Regions from separate parts of the Homo sapiens genome. Here region 2 is linked to region 1. A link is an interaction called in ENCODE POLR2A ChIA-PET data of the cell type or tissue named here. Cell type or tissue: PC-9. All regions are shown on one strand. Each heading gives the region's core, and the rest is flanking DNA. Links, peaks and the distances in the headings are about the cores only.

Evidence for each region. ChIA-PET counts read pairs that join two places held together with the same protein. Peaks named below come from ENCODE experiments on the same cell type or tissue, not always from the same donor. Only the 100,000 strongest peaks of a DNase experiment are listed, where the experiment ranks them.
Region 2: POLR2A ChIA-PET joins it to region 1 with 11 read pairs; 2 of 35 experiments call an interaction of 5 or more read pairs at or near these places.

What each region holds. Positions count from the first base shown.
Region 1 is chr7:134,524,247-134,532,041 of GRCh38, forward strand. AKR1B10 (aldo-keto reductase family 1 member B10) reads left to right here and starts at 3,321. Exons shown (of 10, transcript NM_020299.5): 1 at 3,321-3,731; 2 at 6,397-6,564; 3 at 7,662-7,778. The coding sequence starts at 3,666. In PC-9, for the core only: no CTCF peak of the experiment used is centred there; DNase peaks (open chromatin) are centred at 3,215 and 3,925; H3K4me3 peaks cover 1,990 bases; H3K27ac peaks cover 2,500 bases.
Region 2 is chr7:134,886,824-134,894,618 of GRCh38, forward strand. All of the region lies in intron 3 of CALD1 (caldesmon 1), which reads left to right. Among named protein-coding and RNA genes, the nearest start is that of AGBL3, 96 kb to the right of the region's middle. In PC-9, for the core only: no CTCF peak of the experiment used is centred there; DNase peaks (open chromatin) are centred at 4,618 and 5,008; H3K4me3 peaks cover 1,304 bases; H3K27ac peaks cover 1,006 bases.

The DNA.
Region 1 (7,795 bases), core at 1,796-4,295:
CCTCCCAAAGAGCTGGGATTACAGGTGGTGTGAGCCACCACACCCAGCTAACAAATACAGCACAAGGAGAGAAGGTGGGGACGTGTAGTTTTGCATATTTTCAAAATATTTCATAATAAAAAGATTTTTGAAAAATTAAAAAACAAAACTTTGGTGCTCTCAAATAAAATAAAAAATGTTAACATGCACAGGGGATTCAGATTTTGTGATCCTGAAGTTGTACGATCGGGGTTTTCTTTTAAAGAATACAAAATTAAGAATTCAATGTTAGGTACAAAGCCTAAGATGGTGCTCATGCAAGTGAAGGCAACTGAAGGTCAAGTTTTGTTACCTTCATGGTAAATCCAACTCCATGATCACAGCTTTGCAGCTCCTGACCCTCTGGTACCTGCATATCAGTCTAGCTTTAACTCTGCTGGGCACCCTGTAAGTCTACTCTCTGAGCGTCCCCACACTGGCTTCCTCCCGTTCTTCCAATGTATCTTAGTCGCTTCCACCCCTTGGCTCACACTGTTCTGCCCAGAAACTTCTCTGCACTCCCACAATTCTTGGAATTGTTCTTTTTCCTCCCTGTTTCAGATATATTAGTTGCTGCTTCCTCTGTTTCTTAGAGAAATGGATGAGAATGAAAAGCGGCACTACTCGTTCATTTTCCTTCTAAAAATAATTTTGTCTCAATTTTGTATGTACTTAATTTTAACAAAGTAAAACTTCTTATGCACATATATTCATCAGATTTAAAAAATGAGAGTTTCTTAAGGGTACAAAACCAGGAATAGATTGGTAAATTCATGAAGCTAGAAAGTAGCTAATCAAAACTCTTATGAAAACTTCTGGGGTTGATTAAGAATAGCCATAATTCTGTGTAACAAATCCCCTCAAGAGGTGAAATCTATTTCCCTACTCCTTGGCCCCGTCCTGGCCTTGAGACTTGCTTTGATCAATAGAAGGTGACAGAAGTGACACTGCACACATTCCAAGGGTAGGCCTCCTACAATGCTGCTACCTATGAACAAGCCCAAGTTAGCCTCATGGAAAATGAAAAACACATAAAAAGGGTCCCTGCCTTCCCTGACATCCCAGTCCACCCCAGTGAAGCCCACAGAGGTGAGAAAACCCAGCTGACAGACACCACGTGGTTCTGAGACCGGCTTATCAGCTGATTCCTGCCCAAATTGCCAACCCACAAAATCACAAGCAAATAAATGGTTGCTGTAATAACCAGTTTGTTTGTTACACGAAAACAGCTAATCAATATACCTTCTTAATCTCAATTATCTAAAAAAGATATCCCTTCTCACTGATTCATAGCTAAGTGGTTCTGGAAGGAATGTTATTATGAACAATACACATTTCTTTATTCTGTGCATCACATGAAAATGGTCAGAATCAAAATGGAGTCACTAATGTTAAAAAACAAACAGAAGACTCTGACAAATACAGCTGGGAAGACCATGAAAAGAGGGTTCTAATGGTTGTACACCTGAAAACCAAAAGTACCATGAAAGACGGTGAAAACCACAACCTTGAGCAAAGGCCATTGCAACTGAACACAAAACATACTCTGCAAGGACCTCTGAACAACTGCGTGTCCAACCTCAGACTAACACCACTTTCATGATTGATCTTTGGAGCCAAGGCTAATTATTTCAAAGCAATTAGATAATCCTCATTTTTTCCTTGAAAAGTTTTGTCTTCCTTTATTTCCCCAAATATACACATAGTTTACTGTGGCATGCATATTCCCATTGCAGTGCTCTATTCCCAGAGAAATATTTTTCTTGTAGGGACCCTCTCTCTGTTATTTAGGTTGACAGTCACTAAGGATTTACTATTTCAACAATACTAGCACTGCATGTCATCCAGTATACACTGGGAAAATAAAGTGCCGCAAGTGCATATCCAGGAGACTTTGTGGCCACCAGATTATGAGGAATGCATGTATTTAATTATTTATTTTTGGGACAGAGTCTGTCTCTGTCGCCCAGGCTATAGTGCAGTGGCACCATCTTGGCTCACTGCATTCTCCACCTCCCAGGTTCAAGGGATTCTCAGGCCTCCCAAGCAGCGGGGACTATAGGTACGTGCCATCATGCCTCGCTAATTTTTGGATTTTTAGCAGAGACAGGGTTTCACCATGTTGGCCAGGCTGGTCTCAAACCCCTAAGCTCAAGTGATCTACCTGCCTCGGCCTCCCAAAGTGCTGGGATTACAGGTGTGAGACACCATGCCCGGCCCATGCATTATTATTAATGTTGAAGTAGATAATTTAACAAACATCAATGAAGTATAAGATTTTTCACTCATAGTTGCAAAATATCATGCCAATTGCCTTCTATGAGCTGTCATAAGCCACAGCCTAGAGATTCAATTCCATTTCAAGATTCAACCAAAGCCAACTCATCAACAAGAACATGTAAAAGACAGAAAAACCCACTACCGGCAGGCTGAAACAGATGCTGTGACGTGGCCCTGGCCTGTCATGGCGTGTCACAGCATGGCACAGGCCTATATCATGTTCCCTAGATTGCTGACTACCAACTAGTTACAGCTGACTCCAATCAGGTCGGGATTTGACCATCTCTGCACTGAACCTGCAATTGCAACTTTTAAAATTGAAACGCTGCTTCTCACCTCTCCTCCCTAGACTCTATTTCACAGAGGAAACCATCACAGGGAAAGCAAGCCCTTGTTTTTTCTTCCTTCTTTGCTTTGCTTTCTTTCTCTCCTTCCTTCTTTCTTTCCTTCCTCCCTCCCTCCCTCCCTCCCTCCTTCCTTCCTTCCTTCCTTCCTTCCTTCTTTCCTTTCTTCCTTCCTGCCTTCCCTTCTTTCTTTCTTTTTTTTGAGACAGGGTCTCACTGTCTGTCGCCCAGGCTGGAGTGCAGTGGCATGATCTAGGCTCATTGCAACCTCCGCCTCCCAGGTTCAAGTGATTCTCCTTTCTCAGCCTCCCAAGTAGCTGGGATTGCAGATACGTGCCCCCACGCCCGGCTAATTTTTGTATTTTTAGTAGAGGCAGGGTTTCACTATGTTGGCCAGACTTCTTTCCCTCCCTCCTCCAACTCTTCTTTTCTTCCTTGCTGTCTCCCTCCCTACCTTCCAACTTTTGGCTGTGTTGAATTTGTTGACTCATCCTGAACAAGCAGAAACTCCAATGATACTGTCACCTAAGAGAGAACTTTGCACAAGGTTGCCATGTTTAATAATTCATTCACAGAATCCTCAATCTCACAAAAGCCTGGAATGGATTTCCTGTTTGGTTATGGCAGGGAAGCTACTGTGGCCAGGCTCCAACTCCTCCCACTGTAGATAGCAGCAGCCTTCTTAAGCAGCCTGTGGCCGGGCACAGTAGCTCACACCTGTAATCCCAGCACTTTGGAAGGCCGAGGTGGGCGGATCACCTGAGCTCAGGAGTTTGAGACCAGCCTGTCTCTACTAACAATATAAAAATTAGCTGGGAGTCACGGTGGGCGCCTGTAATCCCAGCTACTCGGGAGGCTGAGGCAGGAGAATTGCTTGAACCCAGGAGACAGAGGTTGTAGTGAGCTGAGATCGCACCACTGCACTCTAGCCTTGGCAACAGTGCAAGACTGTCTCAAAAACAGCAACAGAGAGCAGGACGTGAGACTTCTACCTGCTCACTCAGAATCATTTCTGCACCAACCATGGCCACGTTTGTGGAGCTCAGTACCAAAGCCAAGATGCCCATTGTGGGCCTGGGCACTTGGAAGGTAAATATGCAAATCTTTGCACACCCTTCTTCTCTGGAGGGGCGTTTGGGTGTTTTCTCTTTCTGCATTCAGCCAGGAAAGCCTGGAGGTCGGGCAGGGGTTGGAGAGGTAAGATTCAGCCCTGGAGCCAGGACTTAGGTTGCTTTCTTTTCTCAGAGCTGATTCAGGCTGCAAAGCTCCAAGGCTGGCTTTCCCAGCAGTGATGAGAGCTTCTCTAGCAAGTATCAAATTTCAAGCAGCTGTTGGACTTAAAACTGTTTTCCAGGGCAGTTTCTCTCTCTGGTTCTAGGACACTTAATTGGGCTCAACGTTTCCCCCAAGTCTTGGCTGTGGGTTTGTTGTGGGCTGGGTGGTTGAGGAGAGGATGCAGAGCCCGAAGTCCTTGGCACCCCTTTGCAGATCACGGTGTGAGACTTGGGCTAGCAGCATCCCTATGACCTGGAAACTTGCTAGAAATGCAAACTGGCCAGGTGTGGTGGCTTATCCCTGTAATCCCAGCACTTTGGGAAATCCAGACGGGAGGGTTGCTTGAGCCCAGGAGTTGGAGACCAGCCTGGGCAACATGGCAAGAATCCATTTCTACAAAAAATAAATAAATTTTCTGGGCATGGTGGCACGCACCTGTAGTCCCAGCCACTTGGGAGGCTGAGGTGGAGATTGAGTGTTGAGCCTGAGGGGTCAAGGCTGCAATGAGCAGTGATTGTGCCACTGCACTCCAGTCTGGGCAACAGAGTGAGATCCAAGAAAGCAAGAAAGAGAGAAAGAGAGAGAGAGAAAGAAAGAGAGACAGAGAGAAACAAAATGCAGAGTCTCAGGCTCCAACCCAGGCTACCTAATGGGCATCTGCACTTTAACAAGATCCCTACGTGGTTCCTGTACACATTGAAATCTGCAACATGCTGGGGCTGCAGAGAGCCTGGGCTGGGAGTCGTGAGCACCACCCGGCTGTGTTAACGACAGCTGGCAAAATGTGGTAAGGCACATCCAGGACTCAGTGAGGCAGGTTCCCGAGCCTCTGTTAGGCTAAGTTTCAAGTTGTTCCATCACCACCTCCCTCTGCCTTCTTTGCCATTTCCATCCATGATAGCACTACCCTAACTAGTGATGAGAAGCAGTCTTTGGAGTTCCTCTTCTCTCCTGTCCCTCATGGCTAATGTCCCTGCTGAGACTTCTGCCTCTGGCTCTCTTTCCTTCTGTGCACCCTGATTTTTCTTCTCTTCTGTCCCAAGCTAGAGGTTAGGACCCTCTGCTGCAGCACTGGGTCATCCTCAGGATACATTCTTGGTGTATCTGGAGGAACAGATCACTTCCAGCTTGATTCATGCAGAGCGTCTCTTGCTTGAATAGCAAGATTTGCCCAAAATCAGACCTTCAATCCTGTATAAACAGAATAAATAATCACTTCCAGATCTCCAGGGAATCTACTCACCCTGGGTGAGTTTACCAGACAGTTTCATAATTTTGGAATTGAATGAAAGAATTATGAAGGGAGCTGTCTTCAACACGTGGGGATGATAGACTAAAGGATTATGAACTTAGCAGTGGAGGTGAAGAAGGGTGTAGCGTAGCGGTTGGGGGCACAGGGCTGCTTCTGGGTGCCTGGCAGCAGCTCGTTTCTTGTCCAGGTGGTAGGGTAGCTGTGCATCTCTGTTTTGTGTACTGTTCAATGTTTGTTATCTCACAATTGAAGAGGTTTAAAAGACCATTTTGTGAGAGATCAAGTTTTAAGTGCTTTTTTGCCCCCATCATTGGCTTGGCTAGGTTAGAACAAAATGTGATAATTCTATTTCCCTTCTTTTCTTTTTTTCTTTCTTTTCTTTTCTTTCCTTCCCTTCTTTCTCTCCCTCTCTGTCATTCCCCTCCCTCTCTCTTTCTTTTTACAGGAGTGGAAAACAAACTCTATTCCTATAAGGTTTTCTATTTCTCTTTTTTTTCTGAAACGATCATTGTATAATGATGGCCTCTACTGAACCTTACTGTGTGTCAGGTAATGTGCAAAAAGCTTAATATTCATTGCAGCATCTCATCACCACAAAGGCCTCATGAGGCTGGTGCTATTTTTTTTTCCATTTTGCATACAAGGTTTACAGAGATTGAATCACCTGCTTAGACCCACACACCCAGTAAGTGATCGAATCCAGATTGATGGTGTAATGACCATTATCCAGATCCTTATCACCATTTGGGGAAATTGTCTGAAAATCCCTTGGGGTTATTTAGAGTCAAGCTTTCATCTGGGTCTTCAGAAAGTTGTAGTGGAGCGGTCTGCACCCCCACACACCTGAAGACATTTCAGGACTAACCTGGATGAAAAGGGAACTGACTTTTAGCTAGGATAGGACATAAGGACATAATCATAAAATAATTCACTTTCCTTCTTTTCTTTTGAAAAGTTTTGTAAAGTGTGTATCCTCCCAGAGATCCCCTGGCAAAGGAGACCCCAGTGAGGCCTTGGTTTGGAGAAACTGGGCCTTGTGGGGCAGCCTGTTGAAGGTGGCCTGGGGATAAGAGAATATGATGGTTGCTGAGAGTGGTGTAATTCCAGCTACTCGGGAGGTGGGAGGGTTGCTTGAACCTGGGAGTGTGAGGCCAGCCTGGGCAACACGGCAGGGCCCCATCTCTTAAAAAAAACACATATGTGATGAGCTTTTCTTTTGCCTTTCAGTCTCCTCTTGGCAAAGTGAAAGAAGCAGTGAAGGTGGCCATTGATGCAGGATATCGGCACATTGACTGTGCCTATGTCTATCAGAATGAACATGAAGTGGGGGAAGCCATCCAAGAGAAGATCCAAGAGAAGGCTGTGAAGCGGGAGGACCTGTTCATCGTCAGCAAGGTGCAATGGTGCATTTGGTGGGAGGCCTTCACTTCAAGGCAGGCAGAAGTATCTGGGTCGGGTTGGCAGCAAGAACTCTGTCAGCCTTTTCTACATGTACCCCTTTTCATCTCTGCCTTGATAACATCCGTGAATACAACACTATCCATACTCCAAGCCATTATTGATATTTGAACATGTCGTGGCTGCCCCACCTGCCTGTAGGTTGGTTTTCCCATAGTGGGCTTGGTTCCATGGAACCCTGCACTGCCCTGGGCCTCCCTGTTCCCCATCAGAGGGATCTACCATCTGCCCAGAGGCAATCAGAGGCCAAGGGTGCAGGCGGGTCTTGATCTGAAGCCTCCCTTTCAGCACTGTGATCTCAGTGACTGTGCCCCTGAGACTCTCAGCCAGGGGGAATTTTAGAAAATGGTAGGGGCATTTTTCTATTGTCACATATGAATTTCTTTATTCATTCTAGTAAAAGGTGAGGGATACAATGTTATAAAAAAGAAGAAGATGTTGGGTGTGAGAGGGCTGAGAATCACTGGATCTATATTATACATAACTTGCTGAAAAAAAATAACACTAGTTCTAGGTACTTGGAAAATGCATACATCTGGTAGGACAAATAGACCTCACTGTGTAGCAGCCAAGTCTGGATAAAGCCTTTGTAAAATTATCACTTGGGGCCTTATAGGCTTGATAAGGGACCTATCAGATAGGTCAGATAAAGGACCATCTGCTCCCAAAGGCCTAAGAATGCTTGACATTTAAAAGCTACACACAATTCCTGCTCTCAGAGAGCCTACAGCTGAGGAAGAGACTGAGACAGGTAAACAAATTTCAAATCTGTGGCCACATTTACTTCAATGATCTGAGACACGTATAGAGTACTAGGACAGTTGAAAAAGTCAATTGCTTTTAACACTTAAGACATGTCATTGAGGTGCTGAGCCCTGGTGATGTTCCACACTGTGTCGTGGATCTTAATCAGCTTTGTTACAAATGGCTTGTGGTGGGTTAGATGAGGATGCAAATCAAAAAGCAGGGACAATGAGTACAATGTGGCCCTTCCTTTTCCCAGTATTAATAGCTCATTGCTACACTCTTTGCAGTTGTGGCCCACTTTCTTTGAGAGACCCCTTGTGAGGAAAGCCTTTGAGAAGACCCTCAAGGACCTGAAGCTGAGCTATCTGGACGTCTATCTTATTCACTGGCCACAGGGATTCAAGGTTTAAGACACTCTCTT
Region 2 (7,795 bases), core at 3,087-5,586, 360 kb after region 1:
AGTACTGTTCACTTTCTGTCTTATAATAGAATTTTTGTATACATGTCTTATCTCCCTTTAGGACTGCCCTTCTTATCTTTGCATCCCCCACAGCACTTAGTGCAATGACTTGCTTGTAGTAAACATTCCAATAGTGCTACGCGAAGCAAAGCAAAAAGGAATGTGCTGGGACAAAATAAAACTACATGCTCACCATTATAAGGGCAATAAGACAGTGTCACAACCCAAGCCCCTATTACAGGCCTAGAGACAGATGAGGCAAAGAATAATTAAGAAACGTGTATCAGCACAGGCCATGAAGACGCTGGTGAAGAACCACTGGAAGACTAGGATGAGGAGTAAACTGTGATTTTTCCACAGCAGCTCCTGCATTCAAGATCACAGGACATGACAGAGCAATATAGTTTAAGTGAACACGTTCAACGCCATGGCAGGGGCAGGGGATGGGAGATGCCGTCGTCTATGAGGGGAAAACTATGAGAGGCCAACAGAAAGGAGGAAAGAGATGCTGCCTTTGAATATGTAAACTCCTTTACCTACATTCCTGTTCACCTTGGGGTGGGGGAACAGCTGTCTAGGCAAGATTTTTTGCCTAGTTCTAAGAGTACAGAGCCTATGAATTTCTTCATAAGAAAATTTATCTCCAACAGCCTTTTCAAACGTCCCCTTTGTACTACTCGAACTGTTGCCTCCCTAGTGGTAGATTTCCCTTAGGTTTATGTGTTTCCATAGTAAGTGAATGGCTCTGTGCATGTTATGTGTGTGCATGTGTGCGTATGCATGCATGCGTGTATATGTGTGTGCCTGTGTGTACATGCATGTCTGTATGTGTGTGCATGTGTGCGTATGCATGCATGTGTGTGTATGTGTATGTGCATGTGTGCATATGCATGCATGCGTATATGTGTTTGCCTGTGTGTGCATGTGTGTCTCTATGTGCCTGCGTGTGTATGTGTGTGCATGTGTATGTGTGCGCATGTGTATGTGTGTGCATGTGTGCATATGCATGCATTCGTGTATGTGTGTGTGCCTGTGTGTGCATGTGTGTCTGTATGTGTGTGTATGTGTGTGCATGTGTGTCATAAGCGCATTAGGGCATATGCACAGCACTTCCCACATACCTCTCTTCCCTAGGGAATTGTTTCAAGGTAGAAGCTGTTCTTAAACAACTGCTGCAGACTCTAAAGTCTGGAACAGATCTTGTGGTCCGGTCTCCCACCTCCATGAAGTAAAGTTATTTTTAAAAAATCATATTTTCTTAATAAAGGACCACCCTGTGGTGGGAGCTGTTCCTTTCTATTACAGTCTGACCTCCCTCAAACCTTCCCAGCCCAGAATCTCTTTGATGAAAAATTAAACAATAAAGTGTCCAGAAACAAAGGATACTATGAGTAATCTCAGAATGGCCCAGACTTTCATTTTTCCTAGTAAGAGTCCTGAAGCATCATCAAATTCATGATACCTATTATCTTGCTGAAGGATGACTGGCCCACTTGTTCATGGTGCCAATGAATAGTCATTAGTTCACTTCTCAGAGACACCAGTTCTGGCAGCTGGACACTGGGTACCATTCTCTGCTATGCAGTGAAAGCACACAGGCCTGTAGGTCTCTGCAGGACCAGAACACTGTGCACAAATAACCTTTAGATTGTTATTTCTCAATCCTCTTACCTTGCCTCTCCAGCCCCAGGCACCAGGTCTCAGAGGACTCTTGGAAGCACTTGCCTAGCCCAGCCCTGCTCTCAGCTCATGATTCACTTGTTATCTCTATGCGTCTTCCCGCGTTGCCTGTCTTTCATTGGCCTTTGTGTTCTTCCTCTTCCCAGAGAGTGTCTGAACCAGGTCCAAGACTCACTTCTCTCTTCACTCTTCCCATGTCAGTACCCTACCAGGTAGCATGAGCTATAACACCACTGGGTTTTACTATCACAAACTGAAGACAGACAGCTGCTTCCCAAATGCATGCCCCTAATAACAAAGGAGGGTGCGCGCTGTTTCCCTTTCCCTCTTTTGGCAATTAGGGAAATAGCCTGGTGGACATCCTGTGTACAGCTGGCAATTAGCACACTTTCTGTACATGGATTCTGCACATGAGTGGAAGACTACTAAATTCTTGCTCTCCTCCATGGAGAATACTGGCCAGAAAGAACCACAATTTTTTTTTCTAGGTTTTTCCATTTTATGAACCTATTCTGAATATGCCAAAACCATACCTGTCACCTCAGAATTGGCGTGGGGGGCTGGGGAGGAGGGAATCAGGAGGTGATAGCTTTCTCGCATGGCTGCGACAAATAACTAGAAACTTGGTGGCTTTAAACGACACAACTTATTCTGTACAGTTCTATAGGTTAGATGTCTGGCACAGGTCTCACTGGGCTAACATCAAGGTGTCAGCAGGGCTGTATTCCTTCCTGGAGGCTCCAGGGGAGAATCCATTTCCTTGCCTTTTCCAGCTTCTAGAGGAAGTCACATTCCCAGGCTCTTGGACCCCCTCTCCATCTTCAAAGCCATCACCAGTCTGTCTGCCCACCCTGACAGATAAGCTCCTCTAACCACAGCTGGAAAGGGGTCTCTGATTTTAAAGAGCCATGTGATTCATTCCAGCACACCTGGATAATCCAGGATGCTCTCCCCATCTCTATGCCTTTAATTTCATCATATCGACAAGGTCCCTTTTGCCACGCAAATTAACATGTTCTCAGGTTCTGGAGATTTGCGGGAAACGTTATTCCACCTACCATAGAAAACCACCGACTTTTGTAAGTAATTGAAGGGAAAAAATTAATTGGGCAAAATTCGGTAGAAAGAGAAGCAGCAGAATGCCTCGATACATGTTTCTGTCTCAGTTCTAGAGCGAGAAACTCAGGACAAGTCAGTGTATATTTAAGTCCTCTTGTGTGAAGGCAGATGTATCTCTACTTTTATGGGTGTCTTATGTGCTACTTTCATCAATATATGTTCGGTGATCATATGTGTAATCAGAGATATTTAAATGCATATATACATAATGATATATAGAGATAATTAACTTTAAGTTTATTAAACTGTATTTACTCTATAAACTATGACTTCATTTTTTGTTTTGTTTTGTTTTTTGTTTTTTGAGATGGAGTCTCACTCTGTCGCTCAGGTTGGAGTGCAGTGGCGCCATCTCAGCTCACTGCAACCTCCGCCTCCTGGGTTCAAGCAATTCTCCTGCCGCAGCCTCCCAAGTAGCTGGGACTACAGGCACCTGCCACCAAGCCCGGGTAATTTTTGTATTTTTAGTAGAGACGGGGTTTCACCATGTTGGCCAGGCTGGTCTCAAACTCCTGACCTTGATCCACCTGCCTCAGCCTCCCCGAGTGCTGGGATTACAGGCATGAGCCACCTCGCCTGGCCTATAAACTACGACTCTGATGACCGCATAGTATTTAAGCAAGAAAACAACCAAAATGTTCTAGCTAAAGTGGAGACCACTTAACCTAACCCAATTAAACTTTAAGTTGAACACAAGAGTAGTAGATGCAGTTCAGCTCCATGACATTGGGTGAGTTGTCTAAATGCTCTGTGCTTTGGTGTCCTTGTCTGCGTGTGACATGAAGCCGCAGATCTCAAAGATCTCTTTCATTCCGTGAAAGCGCTCTCAATGTGTGAAGTTGACTGCTTCTCCTGCTGTTTACCAAGAGAATAATCTTAACTCTACATTGTGGAGATCGGATTTGTTCTCACTTGACAGAAAGCCAGTCCCACGAGCAGCTTGGTACCCAAATACCAGTCTGTTTAGTGCTCATTAGAGATGAAGAACCATATTCATAAGTCAAGCTGAGACGGAGTGTCATCTCCAGACAGAATCAACACCACCCCCTCCTCAGGAACTGGGATTTGGCTGCTTTCCAAGCCGCTGCTGACCAGGTTCCATTGCCCAGCTTGGCTGATGAGATCACTGGCAGAGTACCATGGGTGCAGACGGGGCCTGCTGTTTCAACATGTTCTCAGGAGGGCTCTTGCCCACATTTCTTGGAGAGGTGTGAGCACCAAACATGCTGAACCATCCAGCCCATCACTGAGCAGGGCCATCTCTCTTCATCCCTTTTCATTTGGTTTGCATTTTTATGTCATGCTCCTTCCCTGGATAAAAGGGATAAGAGGAGTTTCTCAGATTTGATTTCTCAGTGGGAACTGTTTGCTTTGGAAGCCACCTACACCAATGCTAATTGAGAACAGAGCTCAGAATGGGAGCCTGAGAACTGCACCCGGATGAACTTTTTGGTGGGCTGATTTCTGTTGATCTTGTCAGAATTAGGTTGTATATGCATGTAATACCATGATCAACTATTTTCCAAAAGGCTGAGCAAATGCATCAGTGTCTTTTTCCTTTGACCAGTTACTTACCTTGGAAAAATTATTTGTAGTTAAGCATATAAAGTCTTCATCAGGAAAACTACTGGAGATCCTGGCCCTGACTACCCAGCAATAACATTTCTGGAACTCCCGAAGCAATCAGTGCTCTCTGATCGCTAAACATGATGGGCTTCTATTAGAGAGATTACAGTAAAAAATAACAATCAGCTCTCTGATGATCCTGTGAGGAGGGAACGGGTTGGGAGGAGTAGATTTGGCTGAGGACAAGCCCAGACTTTCGTCACAGGGACAGACCAACGTGTTAACACAAAGGGAGAACACGGGAGCATCCTGCACCGTGCATTTCAGCCACAGATCACATGGCCCCTCCGCGGGCCCAGCCCACGCCCTGACCGCCCGGCCTGGCCAGGTCTCCGTATCTCTCTGCCCCGCCGCCCCTTCCCAACTGCGGACATGCTGGGTGGATCCGGATCGCATGGAAGACGCAGCCTGGCCGCGCTCTCCCAGTGAGTCCTCATTTCGTCTCTTTGGTTTTTTCCTTTCTTTTTTTTTTTTATAAAAAACAAACGAATTGTTGTAAAAAAAAAAAAAAAAAAAAAAATGTGGGAGTGGGAGGGGAGAGGAGGAGACACCAGGCAGGAAAGGAATGCAGTGAGTGTGTGAGTTTCAGACCTGTCTGAAACTTTCTGGTTTCCACTTCATGGTTGCTCTGATTCGCTGGCTTTTCTCGTTTCCATTTTAATGGTGGTTTGTGGACCATTTGCCAGGAGTTTATACCTAGGCACGGGTTTCTCCGTTTCAAATACCAATCCATAAAGCATTGTGTTTCTAAAGGTCTGCTGTTAATTTAGACCTTAGCCCTCCGTTCAGAATGATCCATTTGCAGGGCTCAGAGATTTTGGCTAAAGCACACATTGCCCAATCCTTAGAGTAAACAGCCAAAGCCCTCAATATACTGACCATCTGACTAAGACAGAACAAGACCCAGAGCATATGCTATTGATCAGGGAATTGTTCAGATAACGGACTCCAAGGGTTTAGGATCATGAAATCCTGGAATGTTAAAGCCAGAAGGGAGGCCTTTAGACTCTTTGGTGCAATGCTGTCTTTCAATAGGCAGGGAAACAGAAACCAGAGGGGCAACTCAACTTACCCCAAAGCAGACAACAGTCGGTAGCAAAGCCATGTCTTTGTACTCTCATGCAAAGGGCCGTTTTCACACTGGTGTTTATGAGGTTTGAAAAACTTACTGGGTCTTGGGAAAAGGTACCGCACAAGAATTAGAACACCAAATGGCCTTTCAGTAAATCTTTTCCATTTTTGAGAGTTTTGGCACCGATTCAGCATGACAATTGTTGTTCCAGTTGTTCCAGCGTTTGTGCAACAGTTAATCAAATAAACAGAGAAACTCATCAGGGTCCTAAAAACAAGACCCATGTCCATTACATTAGCAGATCTCTTGGAGAGCTAGTTTCCGTAAGTGTGGTTGGTTATTCACGTGGGAGAGCTCAAAGGGACTTTAGACGTTATCTGTATAGTCCAGTGCTTATCAAACTTTTTAAAAAATCAAATTTAATCTTAAGGGGAACGCTATTGTATAAAGGAGATGTTCTGGTTAAAGAAAAGGTTTGGGATCTAGAGCTCCTCATCCTCGCTCTACTCTGCAGTCATAGCCCACTGCACAATTCTACCCCTCTCCTCATCCCTCTTCTACCCCACCTCCCCACCCTCTTCATCAAAACTTCCTTGGAATCCTAGGTCTCCATGGAATAGTTCAGAAACCACTGATCTCATTGAAAGCCTTCATTTCAGATGAGGAAACTGAGGCACAGGAAGGGCTTGCCCAGGGTCACACAGCTGATCAGCAATAGAGCGTGGGATGCTAGGAAAAGAGCCCAGTCTGGCTGGCTGTCTCTCTCTCAACTCATGGTCCTGAGGCTTGTTTCCACTCCTTCATGCCTATGATTCTATCAGTCTCCTTTCTCTGTGTCTCTCTTCTCTGTTTACTCTGCCATTTCCTGGATTTCAACAGCTATTACCTCTCACCGGGATGGTTGTCATTGCCTGCCATCTGGTCCTCGGCCTCTGTCTCTCTCCCCTTTCTGATCCAGCCCCCTACAGCCCCCACCTATGAAGATAAAGTCCATTCTCCTTACTACAGCATTCAAATTTCTCCACAACATGCCTTCACTATTTCTTCCCATTCTGACTTCCGCCAGGGAGAATGTTAAAAACATTGTGGGGAAATAAATAAATGATGGGCATAATTTTACCAGATTCTGCAGAAATGACAAAAGAAATGCACACAGGGATGTCGAGATTTGTAAAAACTATAGGAGTACCTGATCCGGTGAAATAAGATCACTCACAGCTCCCCAAACTCAGCATATACAAGCCACCACTGTTTCTTGACTCATTCTATTCCCTACACAGGGAATACCCTCACCCTCCTGTTTCTGACCTCCTTTCTGTTCTGCAAGGCCCTGATCAAATGCTCCCTTCCTCTGTAAACCTTCCTCATTCCTCACTTCTCTCACTCTAATAACCTTTGCCCATCCTTCTATTACTAGCTTTGTACCGTCAATCGAGGAAAATGACGAGGCAAGTCTCAATCATTTTAGGAGGTTTACTTGCCAAAGTTAAGGATGTGCCTGGGAGATAGGTCTATGCCTTTATCTGAAGATGATTTTGAGGGCTCCAGATTTAAAGGGGAAAGGGTGGGGATATTGAGAAGTACACAATTTTCATCTAAGTGAATCTGTGTTTTGTACATAAGATCACATAAACAAAGGGGGCAGAGGAAAAATGCGGGGAATCTGCATTTTACGTATGATAACAGACAAAATGGGGTAGGGCGACACTCAGATATGCATTTGTGTCTGGTGGGCCAGGGTGACTGCACCTATAAAGATAAGCTGTCCATTTGCATTGCCATGGTGAAGTTTTAACAGCTCTCTAGGAATGTCCTTGTGGACAAAATATGGGGGAGGCTTGTGTAGCTTTTCACCTTGTAGCCATCTTATTTAGGAACTAAAAGGGGAAGGCTTTGAGTGACCCAGTTCCCGGCTTGACTTTTCCGTTTGTCTAAATGCGTTCGGGGTACCAAAATTTAATTTCCTTTCAATAAAGTTATTGTTGAACATAGCTATCTTCCCTCCCAATAAATGGCAATTCACTTGAGGGCAGGAATGATTTTGAATCTTTGAAGCTTCAGCATCCAGAACAGTGCTGATGCTCCAGAAATATTCTTTAAGTTTCCTATTATTGAGTAAATCAAACTCAATTCCCCTTAGTTTACCTTTTTCATTTGAACCGTTTGAACACACAAAGCCTTCACTCCTTTTGCTTTGCTAGACGTACTAGGTTAAATGCTAAAACAGGTGCTCAACAAAATGAATTCTAAGTTCCTTTGCATTTCCATCAGATAATTTATCTCTGTTTCATCACCTGT